Linked DNA regions of Homo sapiens: region 2 is linked to region 1. The links are chromatin contacts, found by Hi-C or POLR2A ChIA-PET in ENCODE. All regions are on one chromosome and are shown on one strand. The core of a region is the stretch at or near the end of the contact, and the rest is flanking DNA. Distances in the headings are between cores, read along the strand shown. Region 1 overlaps SSH1 (slingshot protein phosphatase 1). Region 2 holds the start of SVOP (SV2 related protein).

Region 1 (3,779 bases), core at 1,127-3,626:
GAGATTCAGAGAGAAGAGGCCTGAAAATGCAAATTAACACACGGATGTGAATGAGTTTCAGTCAAAGCTTAAACCAGGACACAACTTTTCTTGTGTAGCGAGGAAGGCTAGGAGGCAGGATGGTGTCCTGTGCCTAAAAAGGTGAGTGTGACGTCAAGGTGGCTGAAGAGGGGTTTAAAAGGGCACCTAGGGGGACAAGCCCAGAGCCCAGCATCCCACCCTAAATGAGAACACAGGTCTCCAACTCCAGCCCAGGGTCTCCCTGTGGTCACAATGGTGTTGGGGACCTGCTGACAGTGGCACGGAAGGACTCTCGGTGGTGGTCAGAATGACCCAACATCCCAGGAGGCACCTGCCACCAGTTGGCATGAGTCCTTGGTGCTGGCCCTGGCGCTGCTGCTAATCCACCCCAGTGGACTTAGGCATGCTCCCTCACCTGTATGTCCAAGACAGCTAATTCAACAGTACTACTAACCTGGTCCCCAGAAAGGCGGCAGAGTAGGATCAACTTGGCATTAGAGGTCTCGCTTCAAATACAGGATTTCCCAATTCCAATCTTGGGCCTCAGCCACCAACCGGGAAAACCCCCCTCCAAGGGCTGTTTTGAGAATATGGAAAGCTGCCAAAGCTTTATTTCCCATCCCTTTGTAAGGTCCCCTGCAGCTCCCAACTAGAAGAGAAAGGGACCTTTTATTAGCAAGAAAAGGGCCAGGTGCAGTGACTGTCATCACGCCTGTAATCCCAGCACTTTGGGAGGCTGAGGTGGGAGGATCACTTAAGCCCAAGAGTTTGAGACCAGCCTCAACAACACAGTGTGATCTCATCTCTTCAAAACACATTTAAAAAAATTAGCCAGGTGTGGTGGCGCACGCCTGTAGTCCCAGCTACTTGGGAGGCTGAGGTGGGAAGATAGCTTGGCCCCAGGAGTTCAAGGCTGCAGTGAGCTATGATCACACCATTGCACTCCGGCCTGGACAACAAAGACCCTGTCTCTAAAAAATAAAAATAAAAAGTTTTAATTTTAAAAAAGGTTAAATACTAATGAGAAAGGTCCACATACAAATTTTCATGTCACTGCTATTTATAAGTTCTTATTAACTGAAAACACTATGCTATAAGCTATTAAAGGTAACTAAAAAATAAAAATAGCTCTTTGCCCCAAAGACAGTCTAAGTGACAGAGCTCAGTACTCACTCATCAACAACAGCCCTGAGAGAGACAAGAGATGGAAGAGATTCCAACCCCAAGAAAGGGCTGGAGGGGAGCCAGGGGAGGAGGCATGGGGGAGGGGACCTCCAAGAGGGAGCTAGGGGAGGGCAGATGGGGAGGAGAGCCCAGAAGGGAGCTGGGGGAGGGGAACATGGGGGAGGGGAGCATGGGGGAGGGGAGCTCCAAGGGGGAGCATGGGGGAGGGGAGATGGGGAGGGGAGCTCTAGGAGGGAGCTGGGGGAGGGGAGATGGGGAGGGGAGCTCCAGGAAGGAGCTGGGGGAGGGGAGCATTGGGGAGGGGAGATGGGGGAGGGGAGCTCCAAGAGTGAGCTGGGGGAGGGGAGATGGGGAGGGGAGCTCCAGGAGGGAGCTGGGGGAGGGGAGATGGGGAGGGGAGCTCCAGGAGGGAGCTGGGGGAGGGAAGATGGGGAGGGGAGCTCCAGGAGGGAGCTGGGGGAGGGCAGATGGGGAGGGGAGCTCCAGGAGGGAGCTGGGGGAGGGGAGATGGGGAGGGGAGCTCCAGGAGGGAGCTGGGGGAAAAGGGCTTGGGGAGGGTAGCTCAATGACGGGACGTGGGGATGGGGAGCTAAGGAGGAGATCTGGGAGAGGGGAGCTTGGGGAGGGGAGATGGGGGAGGGGAGATGGGGGAGGAAAGCTGGGGAAGGGGATCTGGGAGAGGGAAGCTTGGGGAGAGGATCTAGGGAGGGGAGCTGGGGGTGGGGAGATGGGGAGGAGAAATGGGAGAGGAGCTTGGGGAGGGGGATCTAGGGAGGAAATCTGGGGCAAGGGAGCTGAGGGAGGGGAACTTGGGGAGGGGATTTAGGGAGGGGAGCTGGGGGAAGGGGAGCTCAGAGAGGGGACTTCAGGGAGGGGAGATGGGAGAGGGGATTGGGGAGGGATGGTTAGGGATGGGATCTAGGGAGGGGATTTGGGGGAGGGAAGCTTGGGGAGGGGATCTGGGGGAGGGGAGTGGGGAAGAGAGATGGGGAGTCGGGGGAGGGGAACCTGGAGGGAGGGATCTGGGGAAGGGGATTTTGGGGAGGAGAACAGGTGGAGAGAGGAGCTGGTGGGGAGGGCAGTTGGGGGCAGGCATCTGGGGGAGATTTGGGGGGAAGGGAGCTGGGCGCCCACAGGAGCCGCTGTGAGGTGGGCAAGCCCCTCTTTCAGTTCCTCCTCGACAGTCAGTCTCCAGACTTCCACTCCACCCCTCCCTGCTTCCACCCAGACAGTCTGATCTGCAACTCGGCCCATGACTGCCCCCATTGGGAATCCAGCTGCTTCTAGCCTGGGAACCCTGACGTGGGCCCTGACCTGACCAATCAAAAACCCCAGGGTGATGGAGCAAATGTGTCCTGTATCTTGAGCATAACATTAAAAGTGAGGACCCAGCAGAAGTCCCCCAGCGAGGACCCAGAAATAAGGAATCTCTTTGATTCTTGCAGGCTAGTGTTTCCCTACCCACATAATCTTTAGAAATCATGTGTGCCGTAATAAAAGTGAGTATTTCCCCTCCCTTCACTCAAGCACACAGAAACATCGGAGAAAAGCTGAGCATATTTCTACCAGTTCTGCATATGAGTTTGACCAGAACACCCTGCTGTCGGTAATGAATGGTTGACCCCAATTTCTGAACACATATTTCCTTTTCCAATTAATTTTCCTTCCCCTCATGAGATAAAACAGACTATTTTTTTTTAAAGAACAATATTCCTGAAAATTTATTTACTTTTTTTAAAACTATGAGGTCAGAGTTTAAGACTGGCTCCTTGGTATGAAGGAATACATGATATTAATATAACAAAGGGCTGAATCTTCCATAAATCAACAAAACACCCAAACAAAGGCAGAACTTAATTTTTGGCAAAGAAAAAACAAAAATGTTTTTGGTGTCCATTAGTGAATACATCAGCTGAGGACTGCCATCTTGGAATCTTTTAAATGAGCAGAGCTAAAGATTTCTCATAAGCACAATTAAAGCACCCTGAATTGATACCTTTAGGGGGTTGAGTATCTGTTTCAAATCAGCAAAGTGCTTACCGCAAAAGGAACACCTTACCAAAAGCAAGATGAAAAAGTGAGGGCAGAGTGTCATGATTATTACTTTTTTTTTTAAGCAGAAGAATAGTCTGCAAGAAAATACATAAAAATGCTCAAGTTAGGCCGGGCACAGTAGCTCATGACTGTAATCCCAGTACTTCAGGAGGCCAAGCAGGAAGATGTCTTGAGGCCAGGAGTCCAAGACCAGCCTGGGCAACACAGCAAGACCTTGTCTCTATTAGAAAATAATAAGTTACCAAAAAATGCTCAAAATGGTAATGTAAGGGTGGTAGAATAATGGCAATTATTTTCCTTCTTTTCCAAGCGTTATATAATATTATTAAAGTGGCTAGACATATGTATGGATTTTAAAGCACTTCAGTTTTATGTGTTTTAGGTATAATTTCTAAAGCACTAAAAAATTGGCATATTCTTTTTTTTTTTTTTTTAAGACGGAGTTTTGCTCTGTCGCCAGGCTGGAGTGCAGTGGCGCAATCTTGGCTCACTCTGCCTCCCGGGTTCAAGCGATTCCC
Region 2 (3,779 bases), core at 620-3,119, 170 kb after region 1:
TTATTTACCTTTATTTATTGGTACATTGTATTATATTCCTATAAAAACCTAAATTTTTACATTTAAATAAGTGAAAACTTCTTATTTTTGCTTTTTTTAATTAAAGAAGGAATTGTCATGATAATGTCAGGTCTATATATTAGTAGATTAAATATACATGACCCTTTTGCAAAGTTCATATACACATGAATCTTTGAAAAGTTCACATCCTCTGACATTATTGAAAAATTTATCCCAGGAAAACCACAGTTCCAATATGTAGTCTAATTCTGAGTACCAAAGTTCACATTTCTGATATTAAATTATTTTTTATTGGGGGTAATCATTTTATTTTTGAACATGATATTTATTCTCAATAAAAGTTGTATGTTTTCCTTGGGAAATTTGTAATCAGACCTTTACATTTTTATGTACTGTTATATCTACGTCTGGATATTATTACTGAACATCCTCTAGCATTTGTGAAATAATGCTGTATTACATAATCAGATATACTATTTGTGGATCAATTAGTAAAACTTTAAAGCAAATTTTAAATTAATTAAAAATTTTGGTGAAAACTAATTTTACTCTGATTGAAAAGTAAACATTACAATCCCCTTCAGTACTCACAGCCTCAGAGAACTGTATCAGTCACACTAAAAGTCACTTGGGAGAATTCCTCAGTAGATTATAGAAAAAAATAATCCACCATTTTTAAAATCAAGAAAATACACACACACTAACTATAATTTATCCTTTCTAACAATCCCAAAGGGAATCTACTCTTACCACTCAAATGGCTAGTGCTTCTAAAAATTAAAACAACCCCTGCCCCACCAATGTTCTTTTTAATGCCCCCTCTCATACTCTTGGAATTTACTTAACAAATCACTATCTGCTTGTGGTAGGAAAAATCTGTAAGCCCCTCTACAAGGCCCCTGTCCTTTCGGTTGCTTGATATTTCCCCCAGATTCTCAGAGCAAATTTGGTTTTTCTTAAAAATCGCCATCCTCAAAGCAGTATATTCCTGATGTTCCGACAGTGAGTCTCACTCTAGCTAGCTGCTACAAAAACCTTTCATTCAGAAGAAGGCAAGAGGTTTCACCGACCGTGCACAGCCCTCTCATTCACACACTTCATAAACAACAGGACTTTGCCCAACCCTCTCCTCTAGGAAGGCATCCCAGTTTTTTTTATCAACCAGTTTGCAGCATCAGTATCATTCCCTTCCAAAAGACCTTGCAGAAAAATTATGGATTTCACAGCATAGGATTAGGGCTGGAAAGGACCGATGTCATTGCATAGACTCACCAATTCTGTCCACATTTCAAAACAGCAGCTAATGCTTTCTTAAAGCTCACATCTGAAAATCCTTTTAGGATTGAGAGCAATTAAAAGGGGAATCATAACCCCCGTGGTTCCCCCATAAGGTCCTGACAGATCTGATAAATGGAACTGAGTCAGAGATACAGAGGCTGGGCTGCTGGGGAAAGAAAATGGCTTGTCTCCTCCAGGCCCTAATTCCTTCCTCTGAAACAGTTCCCTTTAAATTCAAGAAACCATGCAGAGATGTACCCCCCCCCACCCCCCTTGCAGGTTTTCGTTTTTTAAAAGAAAGCCTGTCTGCCTCTTGCTCGCCCCCATGATACTCACGGCAGCTGCCTTAGCTGGAATAAGTCCTCCTCCATGTCCGCGCTGCGCCAGGATGAGCCCTTCTCATGGCCCTTACATGGTAGTGGTGGATGACGAGCCCTCCGGTTTTCAGCACCGGGAAGCTGGACAGCACCCGCGCCGCTTCCTCCCTGGAGCAGCAGCTGTTCGGGGAGGGAGCCGCTGGGGACCAGCCCACGAGACAAAGCCTCCGCCGCCAGGAGACCGCGGCGAGAGTGGGCGGAGAAGAGGAGGCGGAGGGCAGAGCGAGCTGCGCGGGGAGAGGGGGCAGGGAGAGCCCTTCTGCTTGGAAGAGTTCACAGGCTCTCTGGCTGATGGTGTATCACTGGGATGCCTATAGGGCACACCAGTCTGTGAAATGGTTGTCCGGGTACCAGTGAGCACCCTTTGATTGACGATGCGTGTCTAAATGTTTATTTGCGTGGATTCATTAATGTTATCCGTATAACACTCTTGAAACCCAGGCTGCTGTAACAAATACAGGCATGCATTTAAGTACGGTTTACTGAGCACCTATGTGCCAGGCACTGTAATAGGCACTGGGGGTATGACAGAACAAATTCGACCTGTCATTGTCATCGTGGAGCTAAGGGTCTAGTGAAATGAATCAAGAAAAGAAAAATGTAAATTAGGTATGAGAAGGCCAAAGATCACTCATTCTTTCAACAAGCGTTATTGGGTGAATTCTACAGCCCTGACCCTGGGGAATAAAAACATGAGTAAAATAAAGTCTCTGCCTTCAAGATCCTAGATAGTTTAATGGTTCCCCTAAGCCACCTCTCACTAGAATTTCTGACCCCTTTAGAACTTAAGCTCCATGAGGTTTCACTGATGTGTCCCAAGTACTAGAACAGTGTCTGGCACATAGAAGGTACCCCATAAATATTTGTTGAATAAATGGTTCTCAGTTCAGGCTGCATATAAGAATTGCCTGGCTCCATTTCAAACCAATTGAACTCAACTCTCGGGAGGTGGAGGCCAAGCCTGGGTATTTTTTATTTTTTCAATATTTATTTATTTATTTTTGAGACAAGTTCTTGCTCTGTTGCCCAGGCTGGAGTTGCAGTGGCATGATCATGGCTCATTACAGCCCCAACCACCTGGGCTAAAGCAATCCTCCCACCTCAACCTCCCTAGTAGCTGGGATCACAGGCTCATCCCAGCATACCCAGCTAATTTATTTATTGTAGAGATGGGGTCTTGCTTTGTTGCCCAGGCTGATCTAGAACTCCTGGCCTCAAGCAATCCTCCCATCTCGGCCTCCCAAAATGCTGGGATTATAGATGTGAGCCATTGCGCCCGGCCTCAGGGTATTTTTTAAAAGCTCCCCAGCACCATGAAGTGGAAACCCCTGATCAAGTGTGAACAAATGAAAAGAAAAGCTGGAAAATTATACAACAGAAAACTACTAAGATGATCCATGATGGCAACTGGCAAAAGCTATGAGAATGACCGTTGAATGGACACTTACAAGGAACTAAAGGAAGAAGGAAACATTTTTTTCTTTTTTTCTTTAATTGTTGACAAAGGGTGGGGGAAGTTGGAAGAGGGAACAAGAAAACCAATCTGAGAACTGAAAACAATCTCACATCGAATCCATAAAAGGACTTGAAAATCCAAAATTGAATGTGTGCCAGGCACCCGGATATGTACTTCACCATGGTCCCCTTGATCTTTGCAACAATCCTATGAGCAGGTGTGATTTTTATCCTTATTTTGTAAGATGAGGAAACAAGGCTCAGAGAAGGGTAGATTTGCTTGCACAAGGTCATGAGGACAGGAAAGAGTTGATCTGGACTTAAAACCCCGGCAGTCTATCTCCACAACCTGCGCCCTTAAATGCTAGGCTTTCTCTGAGTGTCTCAAAAGAAACCATCCATTGCGGGTATAGTAGGAGAAATTGGAACTATTGAAACATTGGATAACTTTAAACAAATCTAATGTTGGGAAAACCAATTATACAGTGGTACTCAAGCTCCAATGTATTATTTATCTAGTAAATATTAATGAGCAACAACTATGTGTCTGTCACAATGATAGTTTGAACTTATTCATGGCTCCTTCTCACCTCATACTGGAGTCAATCACAAGTTGTCCCACCCACACTTATTTCTAAAGGAATCTCT

What was found. Hi-C counts contacts between places; a loop is a spot of excess contacts on that map. ChIA-PET counts read pairs that join two places held with the same protein, here RNA polymerase II (POLR2A).
Region 2: a map of dorsolateral prefrontal cortex shows a loop between it and region 1 (1.8-fold over the local background). The contact joins the promoter of SVOP here to the enhancer-like site in region 1. A Hi-C loop is called at or near these places in 1 of 168 maps with a recorded cell type or tissue (dorsolateral prefrontal cortex). POLR2A ChIA-PET finds 5 or more read pairs at or near these places in 3 of 52 experiments (AG04450, Caco-2 and PC-9).

The regions. Positions count from the first base shown.
Region 1 is chr12:108,848,560-108,852,338 of GRCh38, forward strand. All of the region lies in intron 2 of SSH1 (slingshot protein phosphatase 1), which reads right to left. Among named protein-coding and RNA genes, the nearest start is that of SSH1, 7.1 kb to the right of the region's middle. RefSeq lists silencers at 2,231-2,280, 2,321-2,370, 2,381-2,450. Within about 2 kb of position 2,377, at least 21 of the 41 ENCODE cell types and tissues checked have a DNase peak (open chromatin) inside an H3K27ac peak, as active enhancers do; they include dorsolateral prefrontal cortex, where a contact is called at or near this core.
Region 2 is chr12:109,019,199-109,022,977 of GRCh38, forward strand. It overlaps SVOP (SV2 related protein), which reads right to left and starts at 1,870. Exons shown (of 16, transcript NM_018711.5): 1 at 1,636-1,870. The coding sequence starts at 1,670.